Linked DNA regions of Homo sapiens: region 1 is linked to region 2. Evidence: chromatin contacts called from ENCODE Hi-C or POLR2A ChIA-PET data. All regions are on one chromosome and are shown on one strand. The core of a region is the stretch at or near the end of the contact, and the rest is flanking DNA. Distances in the headings are between cores, read along the strand shown. Region 1 has its middle 74 kb from the start of LINC02295. Region 2 has its middle 270 kb from the start of LINC02914.

Region 1 (6,530 bases), core at 2,827-5,326, 230 kb before region 2:
TACCGAATAGTATCATGTTTCAAGATTCAGCATCCCAATCCCTGTGAATATAGCACTCAAGATAAATCAGTGATATGTCAACACACGCAGTGCCCAAAGCTTAGCAGATCTCCATTAGGAAACGTGGGCTGAAACAGACTGAACCACCTCTGGCCCTCTGTTGCCACTGTCATCAGCAGTAATAATTAGTATCACTACTGATTATATTAGTAGCAATAGAATTAATATTGATATCTTAGTGCTAATGTTAGATTTTTATGGTATTTGACTTACTAAAAGACTCTTTGAATAGATCTTCAGTGTTGGCAAGTTGTTTGGATATATTTTATGTCATCCCACGCTTACAATAAGCAAACTTCCTTGACGGTTGTATGGACCCTAATTCTTAGTGTCCAAGCTCTATCAGTTCCTCCCAGTGTGTCCTTCTGTGAGTCAGTAATGCCACAGAAACTGAGTTTCTTCTTTTGTGAAATGCAAATGATGTTGCCTAGGACCCAGGATTCTCTGGAGGATAAAAGGAGGTGGGAGAGCACTCGGCACAGTGGTGGCCATGATTTTGTAGCCACAACCGTCATTCCACCATTGTCACTCTCATCTTGGGGCTATTTCTTCTGCTATGTACTAGGGTCAGGGCTCTGGGCTGTTCCCATTGGGCCAATGTCTTGCAATTGCTAAGTTTCCCAGCAGGCAATTCCCAGCCACCACTCCAGTGCTGTCCTCCAGGCACTTTCAGGCACCCTGAAGGCAAGACCAACCCCAGCACCCCTGGTTGGCCTGCTGAGGCTAGGGGTGGTGCCTGCAGTGAGGATCACCACTGCAGGCAGCTGAAGAAGGCCCCTGTCACATGGACACCCTGCCCACACCACCCATGATGGTAATGACTGACAACTATACACTGCCTTGTTTTAGACACAGGTTTCTTTGTCCATCCAAGGAACCCTGTGGTCCAATTTCTCTAAAATTCTCTTGCAGGAAATGAAGAACCTGAGGTCCTTGAGAGCTACCTTGTCTGACAGTCACTCAACTGTAAATGCAGCAGCCCAAGTCTCAGGTCTTCAGATTCTGTGCACTTGGGAGCAACCGAGCAACCTGCGGATGGGGTCATTCAGGTGCCTAGGAGCCTGTATGTAGCTGGTCTAGTTCAACCCTGTCCCTCCTCTCAAACCATGCTCAGGCTCTGAGGCTTGGCGTCCTCAGGCAAGCCGTGTGCATACAAGTCTCACACCACCGAGAAAGTCCAATCGTCAGCTTCACTGCTGGGAGCCTCAGACTCAGCTGCACTCCTGCTTGAACCTGGGGTCTCCCATTGTGCACGGCGTGCCACGCGGCTTGCAGCAGCCATCAACTGCCTGCCAGAGGGGGCAGCCAGTGTCAAGCAGTAGGGGTGAGAACTAGCAGGAACCTGGGCTTCCCTTGAGTAGGAAAGGACATTTGGGATTGATTTGAACAGGATGCATTATAAAGCCTGGGTTTGCATAGGAGAAAGGCTCATAAGAAGCAATGGAGTGCATAAAGCAAAGAAAGGAGAGAGGGAGGGGCAGAGGGGAGAAAGGGAAAGAGAGAGAGGGACGGAGGGAGGGAAGGGAAAGAAGGGAAGAGAGAGAAGAGGGGCAGAGGGGAGAAAGGGAAAGAGAGAGAGGGATGGAGGGAGGGAAGGGAAAGAAGGGAGAGAGGGGGAGGGGAGGAGAGAAGAGGAAAGATCCCTCATTTCTACTGTAACTTGCTGGCTTGAATTCATTTAGAGAATGGGAGGAAAGGGTCCATGATCAAAAGGAAGAAGAGAGTGGATTGGGTCCAGCAGCATGTAGACAGTCTCCCAAATCTACTTCCTCCTTTGCTCACGTTTGCCTGTGTGTATGCACTTATGCATCTGTGTGTGTGTGAGAGTGTGTCCCTGTGTATCTGCACATGTGTGTGAAGAGACTTATTGGTCATCCTGGACCCATGTCCATGGGTCCCTTAGCCCTGCAGGTCTGCTTTCAGCAGCAGCTGGAAGGTGAATTCAGTGTCACCACCCAGTGACTAGACAGACAGCCTTGTCCTCTTTGTGGACTTGAAGAAACAAAATTACCCCCAAAGTTTCACTTCTCTTGCTTGCTTTGCCATCAAGGTGGACTTTGGTGCTCCCCTTTCAGCTTTCAGAAAATGTGTGAGGCTCATGTGCTTTGGGGCTGCCCCTGGGTAAGAGGACATCAAGGCCATTCCAAATCAGATCTCCTGAAAGCTGGAAACTCCCTTCCCAGCTACAATTTCCTTTGGTGTATATGAAGAAGCAGGGGCTGGTGCACCCATCTGAGCCCTGTCCCATGTCACAAAGCATTTCTCAAATGCTCTGAGTTCAATAAAGCCCCAAAGTGCATTGTGCCAAGTCCTCTGTCCGATCCCTTGATTTTAAAAGTCATGCATATTTTGATTGAAATTTAATCCACATGTTCCTGATTTATTTACAATCAAATCATCGAAATATTATTTTAAGGGCTGTTTGATGTCTAGGAAACCTTTTGAGGTCTTTTTAATATGATTTTAGAAGCCTCTTTCCTTAGAAGCCGGAAACTTTGCTTTGCTACTTGTAAATAAACCCAGTGGAGATGAGTGACTTAAGTCTAGAAATGTCATGGCATTTGACAGGGGTTTGAAAACAGTAGAAGTCCTTTTTGCACCCAATAAGAGCTGCATTCAGATTTGCAGAACTTGCCTTCGCAATGTTCCCAGTAGCCCTTCGTCGAGGCATTCAAAGGCTACCATTTGTCCTAAATGTTTCATCACAATCCCCTTGTTTTCCAATGGGAAGGTCAGGCACTGACCTTTAGTGGGTACCCTGGGTACTGCGTTTGATGCCTCAAAGACAGGACCTCCTCTCATTTCTCCTGACAGCTTCCATGCCATGAATATCAGGATTTGCTTTCACCAATGGGGGGTGGGATATCCAAGAGGTTAAGTGACCTGTCTGCTGGTAGTCTTCTGAAAATATGGGATTGAGACTCAGGTTGGTCAGACACCCAGGGCACTCCACCCACATCACCAGGCCAACTCTCCACGTTCAGTAATAGAAAACAATACATAAGTATTGGAATGTTTCTTGCATTTGTTTTGAGCTTTGCACATGTGCAAATATCTTAAACAATCATTGTGGGCATTGCCAGGGAGAAATGTACAGGAAGATCACACAGCAGCGTCCTGCCAAGGTGGTGATGCTTATGTTAAAGCTGTGAGCTAAAATGATCAATTATTTCATTATTTTATTGGATTTTCCTGACACATTGTTAAGAAGGTGAGGCAAGAATTATTAATCTTACTTTAAATATAGAGAAACTGAACTAATAAATCAAGAGCAAAGAAGCCAAGGACTTCTCTTCATATTAGCAGAGGTCAGAAAGGAGCTAGTCCGTCAGCCTGAAGGGTTGCACCTTCGACATGGGCGTCTGGCAGCACATTGTGAAACTGTGCTCTCTAATTTGTTAGCTACTAGCCACATGTGGTTACTTACATTCAAAGTAATTCAAATAAATAAAGTTAAAAATCCCATTCCTCAGTCATACCCACTATACCTCAGGTTCACAATAGCCTCCTGGGGCAGGTGGCTGCCATCTTGGACAGCCCAGAAAGGGAATGTTTCCATCACTGCTGAAGGCCTTGCTGGACAGTGCACATCTGAAGACTCTGCACCCAGACCACCAACTTGGGGCATTTTAAATTAGTCACGTGGTCCGCCCCATCTCTCTTTTCCTTTCCATCCTTCAACAAGCTGCTATCCTCACTACCATCTGGGGTCCCTGTGACCTCCCTGTCTGTCCCCTTCTAATGCCTGGCCCAGGGGCAACCAGTGTTTAAACAGTTGCTGGAAGGCCTGGAAGGGCCTTGGCTCCTGGCAGCTCCAAGACTCTCAGTGGAGCAGTGCAGCTGCCTGCTCTGCCCTGCTGTGTTTCAACTAATCATCCACAGTGTGGAAGAAGGGGGCTCCAGGGGGAGGAGGAAGGAGACTTCTGGAAGGTGAGGCACAGCAGGGTGATGAAGAGCTGCCAGGGAGCCAGACATCTGTGCCCAGACAGAGTTTCACCGATACGATCTTTGTTACTATCCTTGTGAGAGATAAACAACTTGCAGGAGCAGCGTGCAGGGAGGAAGTGCCCTGCTGAGAAAGTGGTGTGCAGAGGCCAGACACTCAGCCCCTGCGGTCAGGCCCAGGGCGAGGAAGGCGGGGGAGGGGAGGAGGCAGCCCGGGCCCCCCGCACAGGTGACAGGAGTCACGGCGCCCACCACAGATGTCACCCAAGAGAGACGTGTGAGCCTTGGCACATGAGGTAGTAGAGGTTCTGTGAGAAAGAGGGGACAAAAAAACGGCAGAAGAAAAGTGGGGCTGAGCAGGTTGAGCTTTGTCCTGCATATCGAGGCTAAGGATTGGGATTTATAACCTGAATCTGCCACTTACCCGGCTACTCTGCAGTTGGGTAACTTCTCTAAGACTCAGTTTTACCATCCAAAAAAATGGGAGGTCTGTTTTCAAGATACATTGTCACAGTGTGCCAAGGTTTCTCCTTGAGCAGAATCAGTAAGTTGTTCTTCCATGAATCAGAGTTCAGATGGAGGATGGATGGATGGATGGATGAATGGATGGATGGATGGATGGATGGATGGATAGAAATTCTATTAAAGCATTTTGTTTTGTACAATGGATAGATGCATGCCTTTCTTTCCCAAAAGACTAGGAGCTATTCCAAGAAAAGGGATGGGTCTAATTCATTTGTAAATCTTCATGTGTAGCGCAATTCCAGATACACCTGCTCAGAAAAAAAAAAAAAATGAAAGGAAGAAAAAAAGGGAGGATAACAGAAAAGGAGGAAGAGGATGCAATGGGAACATATGTTAAACCTCAAATTCATTTATATATGAGGCACTGTCACTAAGATTTTTTCTGTGTGGATTAACTTTGGAGTATGGTGATACCTTCAGATCTGAGTTTGGGTTTAGAGTAAGATTGCAAATAAAAATATAGGATGCCCAGTTAAATTAGAATTTTAGAAGACCAACAAATATTTTTTTCTCAGTATGCATACACAATATTTAGGTCACATTTGTACTCAAAAATATCTTGCTCATTTGAAATTCAAATGTAACTGGATGACTTGTGTTTTATATGGTAACCATAGTTTTTGGAGGAAGAAAAAAAAAATAACAGGCCTTTGGACTTGTCATTAACCTACACGTGTTTGAGCACATTTCACCAACGAGCTCCTCAGTGAGATTTGGGGTAAAAGCCTAGTTAACAATAAGGGCACACTCTGCTTCCTGTTTTCTATGTTCCTTGTACAGATATCTTCCCCCAGGACAACACAATCACTTAGTCGAATACATATAATAGAAGCCTAAGTATAGCCAGTGATTTCTAACACTGGTGACTTGGAACTTTTGGAGGGATTTGGAAGTTTCAATGTGAATGGGAATGTCAGAGTGAAATGAAATATTCTAAGTGAATGAGAATGTTTAGCGTGAATTAGAATGGGCAGAATAAATTGAACACCAAACATTCAGCAAATGATCCAAGTCTCAGCCAACCCTGGTTTAATCTTCATTTGTGCTCCCACCTAAGGGCAAAAGTGACCCAACAGAATTATCTGAAACCCAGTAGAGGGTTCTGAAACCGTTAGTTTTTTATTTATTTCCAGCATGGCTTCACCAATTCATCCTTTGTCATGCATCAACACTTCGTAATACTATTTCTTCTTCTCTTAGGTCTTAATTACCATCCCCATTTCTCTATCACGTTCCCATGCTCATAAAACCAATTATTTCTGAGTTGGTCTTTTCTTTCTATTATTACCTACTGAACACCTCCCTTTCCGCACTAAGTCCTATTGTTGACAATAATTTGGTCAATCTAAATACACCATTTATTTCTGCCTTTTATTCTATGTTTCTTCTCCAAGTTCCCGAACATGAGGAGAAGTTTATTAGAGAATTCCTCCAACATAAGAAATAATTAAAGATGTGTTTTTCTTTTGAAGAATTAGGAACACTAAAAGGCATGCATTTTTAACATTACAACTTATTGGTGTGGATGTATTCTTATTCTCTACCTACTCCCTTATGTTATAACACTTTTTCTGGGAATATTTGATCCCATAAAGCCCTTTTTTCAAGCCATCTCTCCTTCCCATTCTGAAATGATCTCTCTGGAGAGTGGCAGTGATGATACAATAGGTTGGAGTTACTATTATTAAAAATTACTACTTTCCTTCACTATGTTTCTTTCGTTACCCAGTGGGATTTTGATTCCAGACATTCTCCTTGCTTGACATCCACTGGGGAAGTGATGAAACCATTCATTATTTAAAAGTTTGGAAGCCACAAGTATTACTGTATCTAACCAGATTGGATTGACTTTTTAGCTCTTTTGATTAATAATTCATAAACCTGAGGATATGTGAATTGGGTGAGCACTAACCTGCTAACAAAAGAAGAGTAGGAGATGAATGTTAACATGGCTCCTGTGTTACTTAACACTTCGGACCAACAAAACAAACCCATGTGTC
Region 2 (5,789 bases), core at 431-2,930:
GAAACCCTTCTGCTGGAGTCCTTCCCCTACATCTCAGTCCGAGCTGCATGGCTTGTGGAAGGCCCCTGGGTTTGAAGGGTCAGGTCTGAGAAGACCACTGTGAAATACAGGTGAAATACAGCTGATTAAAGGTGAAAGACCTGTCAGGCAAAGAGCATCATAGGATCTGCAGGTTTGGGAACTGAGGGCACAGCCTGACCCTGGCTGTCCATTCCTTCAATGGGTGAAATCTCGGCTCTGGTGACACTGGGTGTGGGTACAGCTCAGGAGGACCTTTCAATGGCTGGGGCTCAGTGTTTAACAAAGTTCTAATCTAGGTTAGGGCTCAATGCTGAGGGCTCTTTGGAGTAAAATCATCTCTTTATTAATGAGATCCAACCCTATCTCTCTGATAGAAATGATGGGAAAAGGTGCCCCTTTGGTGCTATTCAAATGAAAGAGTGAGAACAGTGGGTGTTTTTAAAACTCTCTCCCTATCATAGGAGGATGGAGCTCATTAGTGAGGGGAATGATTTTGCTGGGGAAAGGCTGTTACAATAAGAAAACATAACCTACTCAAGATGAGCCAGATCCAAGTCAATTAGGCTGGGAAAAAGATGGTAGGGAGAGGGAGAGAGAGAGAGAGAGTGAGCTTCAAAAATACCACCTCTTTCCTTCCATTCATTTGAATAACAGCAAGGGGACACTTTAGTTTTTTAATCATTTTTTTAGTTGAATCACTCTGGATCTCATTAATATAGAAATGATTTCACTTAAAAGACCTGGTGTTAAATTCCTGTTCAACTGAGATTAACCAAATCAAACATGATTTGACCAAAAAAGAAAAGTCTAAAGTATTCTATCTATTGCTAATACATTACAATCTGACTTTAAACTTATAAAAAGGATACACATGATATTTTTCATTCAGCTCCTTTTGATGTATCTGGAATACATTTTCCTAGGTAAACTGGTATTGAAATTCACAATGAAATGTGGTTAGCCACTTGAAGTTACTGAAAAAGAAGGGATTCAAATAATTTACATATGTGTGAGAAGGGGATCTGGCACATAATGTAAACCATAGAGGAAGAATATCTTCCACTGGGGACATATTTTCCTGGACTATTCCAGGAATCTTCATTTCATTAACCTTGCCGGGCCACAATTACTTTATGCTGTCAGGTGAATACTCTGAATCTGAAAGTGGCTCAACCTCAGCACTATTGACATTTGGGGCCCAAATGCATGGAACCCTTTGCTGTGGGGCCTGTCCTGGGCATTACAGGATGTTTAGCAGTATCCCCGACCTCCACCCATTAGGTGCTAGTAGCAGCACCCACCCAATGTGACAACCAAAAATGTCTCCAGACTGCAAAATATCCTCAGGATTGGGGGCAAAACTGCTTCCCCACCCCCGGGGACATCACCCCCCGCCCCACCTCATTGATAACCATGCTTTGAAGGTCATCTTGGCAAGGAAGCTAGAAGCTAAAGGAAGCACAGTGCATAGAACAATACATGTGCCTGGGTGCAACTGATGGTCCTAACTTTGTTCCAGAAGTTCCTCTGGAGAACCTTGACTTGCCTCCTTGCCTCCAACCTGCATGCTGCTCTAGTTTGCTTTCTACTCTCCCTCCATGGTAATTTTACTAAAGGGCTCTTTTCACCTCACCTTTGCTGGGTACCTCTGGGCAGGAAGTGGGGGTGGCATTCTGAGGTCACTCACTCTCTGAAAAACAACCAGGTGTGGCAAAGAACAGAGCCTTTAAAAACAGCCATGGCAGAGTTGGAGTCTCGGCTCTTTCATTTCCTAGATAGAAAGTCTTAGACGAATGCTTAACCTGCTTGAGAGTAAATAAAGCTGTTACCACAGATATACCCAAGGCAAAGAGACAGAGAGAAAGAAGAGAAGTAGTCTAGCTTCTCCCTTCCACCTGCTGCCAGGTTGCTTGCCCAGGGCTGTCAATGGCCACATTCAGGTGGAAAGCAGCTGACCAGTGTAAAACCTGGAGAAGAACCAGCAAAAGTCAACCCTCCCAGAGAGAGAGCTCAATGAGGCCCAAGCGAGGACTGGGTCTGAACACAAAGTGGGCCTAGAACCAGTGCCAACATCCAACAACAGGGATATGTGCTCGTTTTACAATTTTGTCTTTTTATAGTGGTTTCCCTGACTCTTCTGAGTTATGAACTGCTGTTGATAGTTGAGTCCAATACACCATCAGGAACAAACCATGGTAGTCACAGCATTATTAGTTACTGGATGTTCTGAGCCAACTAGAACCAGAACCAGATTCAAGAGAGCCTTGGACACATCCTCGTATGATTCCACTGGAAGAGCTTCCTGGGATGGAGAAGGGACCCTGCTGACATAAGGCTCTAAGGCAGGGATGGGCAAACTTTCTCTGTACAGGGCTAGCTAGAAATACAAGGCTCTGCCAGCCATACTATAGCTGCTGCAACTACTCAGTTCTACTGTTGTAACGCAAAAGTAGCTGTAGACAGTACCCAACCAAATGGATGTAGTTCTGTTCCAATAAAACTTTATTTACAAAAACAATGGGCTGGACTTGGCCCGATGGATGTAGTATGGCCATCCCTGCTCTGTGGGGCTAAACAATGTAGTCCTACGGCTCCAAAGATAGCAGCTTAATTGGATTGTCTTGCTTGCATGAAATCACTTATTTGGAGCCATTATTTAAGGGAAGGTAAGTTCCAGTTTATAAAATACTTTTTGTTCAATGGTTTATGTTTAGTGTAAATGTAGAGTTATATTATTCACAGTTAAAAATACAGCACTGATCAGGAGATTATTAAAAATGATTTAAATGGAGAGACAGACCTAATTGCACAGGAAAAAAAATAATTTTCCACAGGGTATATACTTCTTCTCTTGTAGAAAAGCACGCCAGTTTCCTTGGCAAATTCACAGCCCGGCACTCCGACGTTCTTAGCATTCATGCACGCTACCAATGGATTTACAATTGCAAATCAGCCCTGTATGGGAGCTGGTGATATGTTAGACTGTGTTTATTACATCTCTTGTGTGCCTGTACATTCGTGTGATGCTCACTCTTTCTCCTCCCAGAACAATTAGCAATGGGTCGACCTCCTATTGTTGTATTAGCGTAGGGTCTGTAATGTGGGAAGGAACTGGGCTTCTTCTCACTCTCCCTCCACAGTATCCCCTGTCTTTCCAGCTAGCAAGCAGCTTTCTCTCACAGGAACACAAGAAGAGCAGCTTTCTTTTAGATCTGTCTCCACCTAGGATGTTTAAGGAGCTCTAAATCAGTGCACCATGCACCAGCTGGTCTGAGAAGGTACACGGAATCCACAGCCATGTTCCCATCTCTGCTTGCATAATGCCTGTCCTGCAGCTCCTCCCACACCCCTGCCAGCAATCAGCATTCAATTCCCTTTATCTCCTGTCCTCTGGGGCCCATCTCAGCTTTCCCTTTAAAGATTCAAGTTGGGTTGGCTGCCCTGACTTTGCCTTATTCAGGATGAGCGATACAGCTTGGAGGGTGGGGTGTGGGTTTTGGTCTCAGACAGATCCAGTTTCCAATCCCAGCTCACTGTGTGACTTTAGGCAAAATACGCTACCTCAGTTTCCTCATTAGTAAAATGGGAGTAATGACACCTGTTATAAGCTGAATTGTGCCCCTGCCTCTCAATTCATATGTTGAAGAAGATGACCTTAGAGTGTGCCTGTATTTGTAGATAGGGCCTTAAAGATGTAATTAGGTTAGAATGAGGTCCTCAGAGTGGGCCCTAGGTCAACCTCACTTGAAGACATGTGAGGACATGAAGACTTGAAAACCATGTGAAGACACAGACAAAAACACAGCCATCTACCACCCAAGGAGAGAGACCTCAGAAAAAAATCAACCTTGCTGACACCTTAATCTTGAACATTTAGACTTTGGAGCTACAAGAAAATCAATTTCCATTGTGTAAACCCCCCAGTCTGCTGTACCTTGTTATGAAGGTACCCTTATTATGAAGGTTCCCAATAAGATTCAGTTTCTAGGATCTTATTGGGTAGTTGTTGCCCACAAGCTCAAGATGTTTCCTGTTTCTCAGGAATTTTTCCCCCAGTTGTGACCACTTACCTTATAATGCCTGAGGAGCCCACCTGACAATCACAAGACAGTCATCTGGGAATCATCTGATCTTCTTCGGGGCCCTTTCTTGTCCTGCTCTTATCTGCCAATCTACCTATTATAACAGTGGGAAGCAGGACCAAGCATGGTAACTTTCACTCGTGTCCATGTGAAGAGACCACCAAACAGGCTTTGTGTGAGCAACAAGGCTGTTTATTTCACCTGGGTGCAGGCGGGCTGAGTCTGAAAAGAGAGTCAGCAAAGGGAGATAGGGGTGGGGCCATTTTATAGGATTTGGGTAGGTAAAGGAAAATTACAGTCAAAGGGGGTTGTTCTCTGGCGGGCAAGGGTGGGGGGGTCACAAGGTGCTCAGCGGGGGAGCTTTTGAGTCAGGATGAGCCAGGAGAAGGAATTTCACAAGGTAATGTCATCAGTTAAGGCAGGAACAGGTCATTTTCACTTCTTTTGTGGTGGAATGTCATCAGTTAAGGCAGGAACCAGCCATCTGGATGTGTATGTGCAGGTCACAGGAGATATGATGGCTTAGCTTGGGCTCAGAGGCCTGACATTCCTGTCTTCTTATATTAATAAGAAAAATAAAATGAAATAGTTGTAAAGTGTTGGGGTAGCGAAAATTTTTTGGGGGTGGTATGGAGAGATAATGGGAGATGTTTCTCAGGGCTGCTTCAAGCGGGATTAGGGGTGATGTGGGAACCTAGAGTGGGAGAGATTAAGCTGAAGGAAGATTTTGTGGTAAGGGATGATATTGTGGGGTTGTTAGAAGAAACATTTGTTGTATAGCATTATTGTCGATGGCTTGGATACAGTTTTGTATGAATTGAAAAACTAAAAGGAATAAGAGAAGGAGAAAAACAGGTATTAAAGGACTAAGAATTGGGAGGACTCAGGACATCCAAACAGTAAGTGCCTAAGGAGGTTCAGCATAGCCCTGCCAGCAAAGATTATTTATTTACTTTAAGAGTGGCGGTTTGGGGAGAGCACCAGAAGATATCAGCTGTGATGGCTTGGAGAAACAGTGTAAACTGGCAGTGTAAACAAGAGCAGGGCATTTATGAGTAGTTGAGAATGGGAGAATGGTGAATAGGAGTATGACTAGACAGAAGATAGTACGGATGACAAGTTTTTTGGGGTGCAGTCTAAGTTGGTCTGGTGTCTGGAATGAGACTGGGGCCTAATAAAAAGGAGCATCCATACAGGAGCTCAAATGGGCTGTACCCTGCAGCACTCCAAGGACAGGCTGGAATTCTGAGAAGGGAAAGTGGTAAAAGTATTGTTTAGTCCTTTTTAAGTTCGTGGCTGAGCTCGGTGAGGTGTGTTTTTAAAAGACCATTAGTTCACTGAATACCAAGAACCTGAGAAACTGCTTGGGTGATTTGACTAATAAAAGCTGGTCCGTTATCAGACTGTATAGAGGTGGGAAGGCCAAACCGAGGAATTATGTCTGACAGAAGGGAGGAAATGACCGCGGTGGCCTTCTCAGACCCTGTGGGAAAGGCCTCTACCTATCCAGTGAAAGTGTCTACCTAGACCAAGAGGTATTTTAGTTTCCTGACTTGAGGCATGTGAGTAAAGTCAATTTTCCAGTCCTGGGCAGGGACAAATCCCCGAGCTTGCTGTGTAGGGAAGGGAGGGGGCCTGAGAAATTCTTGAGGAGTAGTAGAATAGCAGATGGAACACTGATTTCCT

Evidence for each region. Hi-C counts contacts between places; a loop is a spot of excess contacts on that map. ChIA-PET counts read pairs that join two places held with the same protein, here RNA polymerase II (POLR2A). Pooled maps may share reads with other maps.
Region 1: a map of CD8-positive, alpha-beta T cell shows a loop between it and region 2 (2.0-fold over the local background). The contact joins two enhancer-like sites. A Hi-C loop is called at or near these places in 3 of 168 maps with a recorded cell type or tissue (CD4-positive, alpha-beta T cell, CD8-positive, alpha-beta T cell and naive thymus-derived CD4-positive, alpha-beta T cell) and 2 of 50 pooled maps. POLR2A ChIA-PET finds 5 or more read pairs at or near these places in 1 of 52 experiments (CD4-positive, alpha-beta T cell).

What each region holds. Positions count from the first base shown.
Region 1 is chr14:98,206,340-98,212,869 of GRCh38, forward strand. No RefSeq gene overlaps it. Among named protein-coding and RNA genes, the nearest start is that of LINC02295, 74 kb to the left of the region's middle. Within about 2 kb of position 4,077, at least 3 of the 41 ENCODE cell types and tissues checked have a DNase peak (open chromatin) inside an H3K27ac peak, as active enhancers do; they include CD4-positive, alpha-beta T cell and CD8-positive, alpha-beta T cell, where a contact is called at or near this core.
Region 2 is chr14:98,442,556-98,448,344 of GRCh38, forward strand. No RefSeq gene overlaps it. Among named protein-coding and RNA genes, the nearest start is that of LINC02914, 270 kb to the right of the region's middle. RefSeq lists an enhancer at 3,108-3,609. Within about 2 kb of position 1,681, at least 2 of the 41 ENCODE cell types and tissues checked have a DNase peak (open chromatin) inside an H3K27ac peak, as active enhancers do; they include CD4-positive, alpha-beta T cell and CD8-positive, alpha-beta T cell, where a contact is called at or near this core.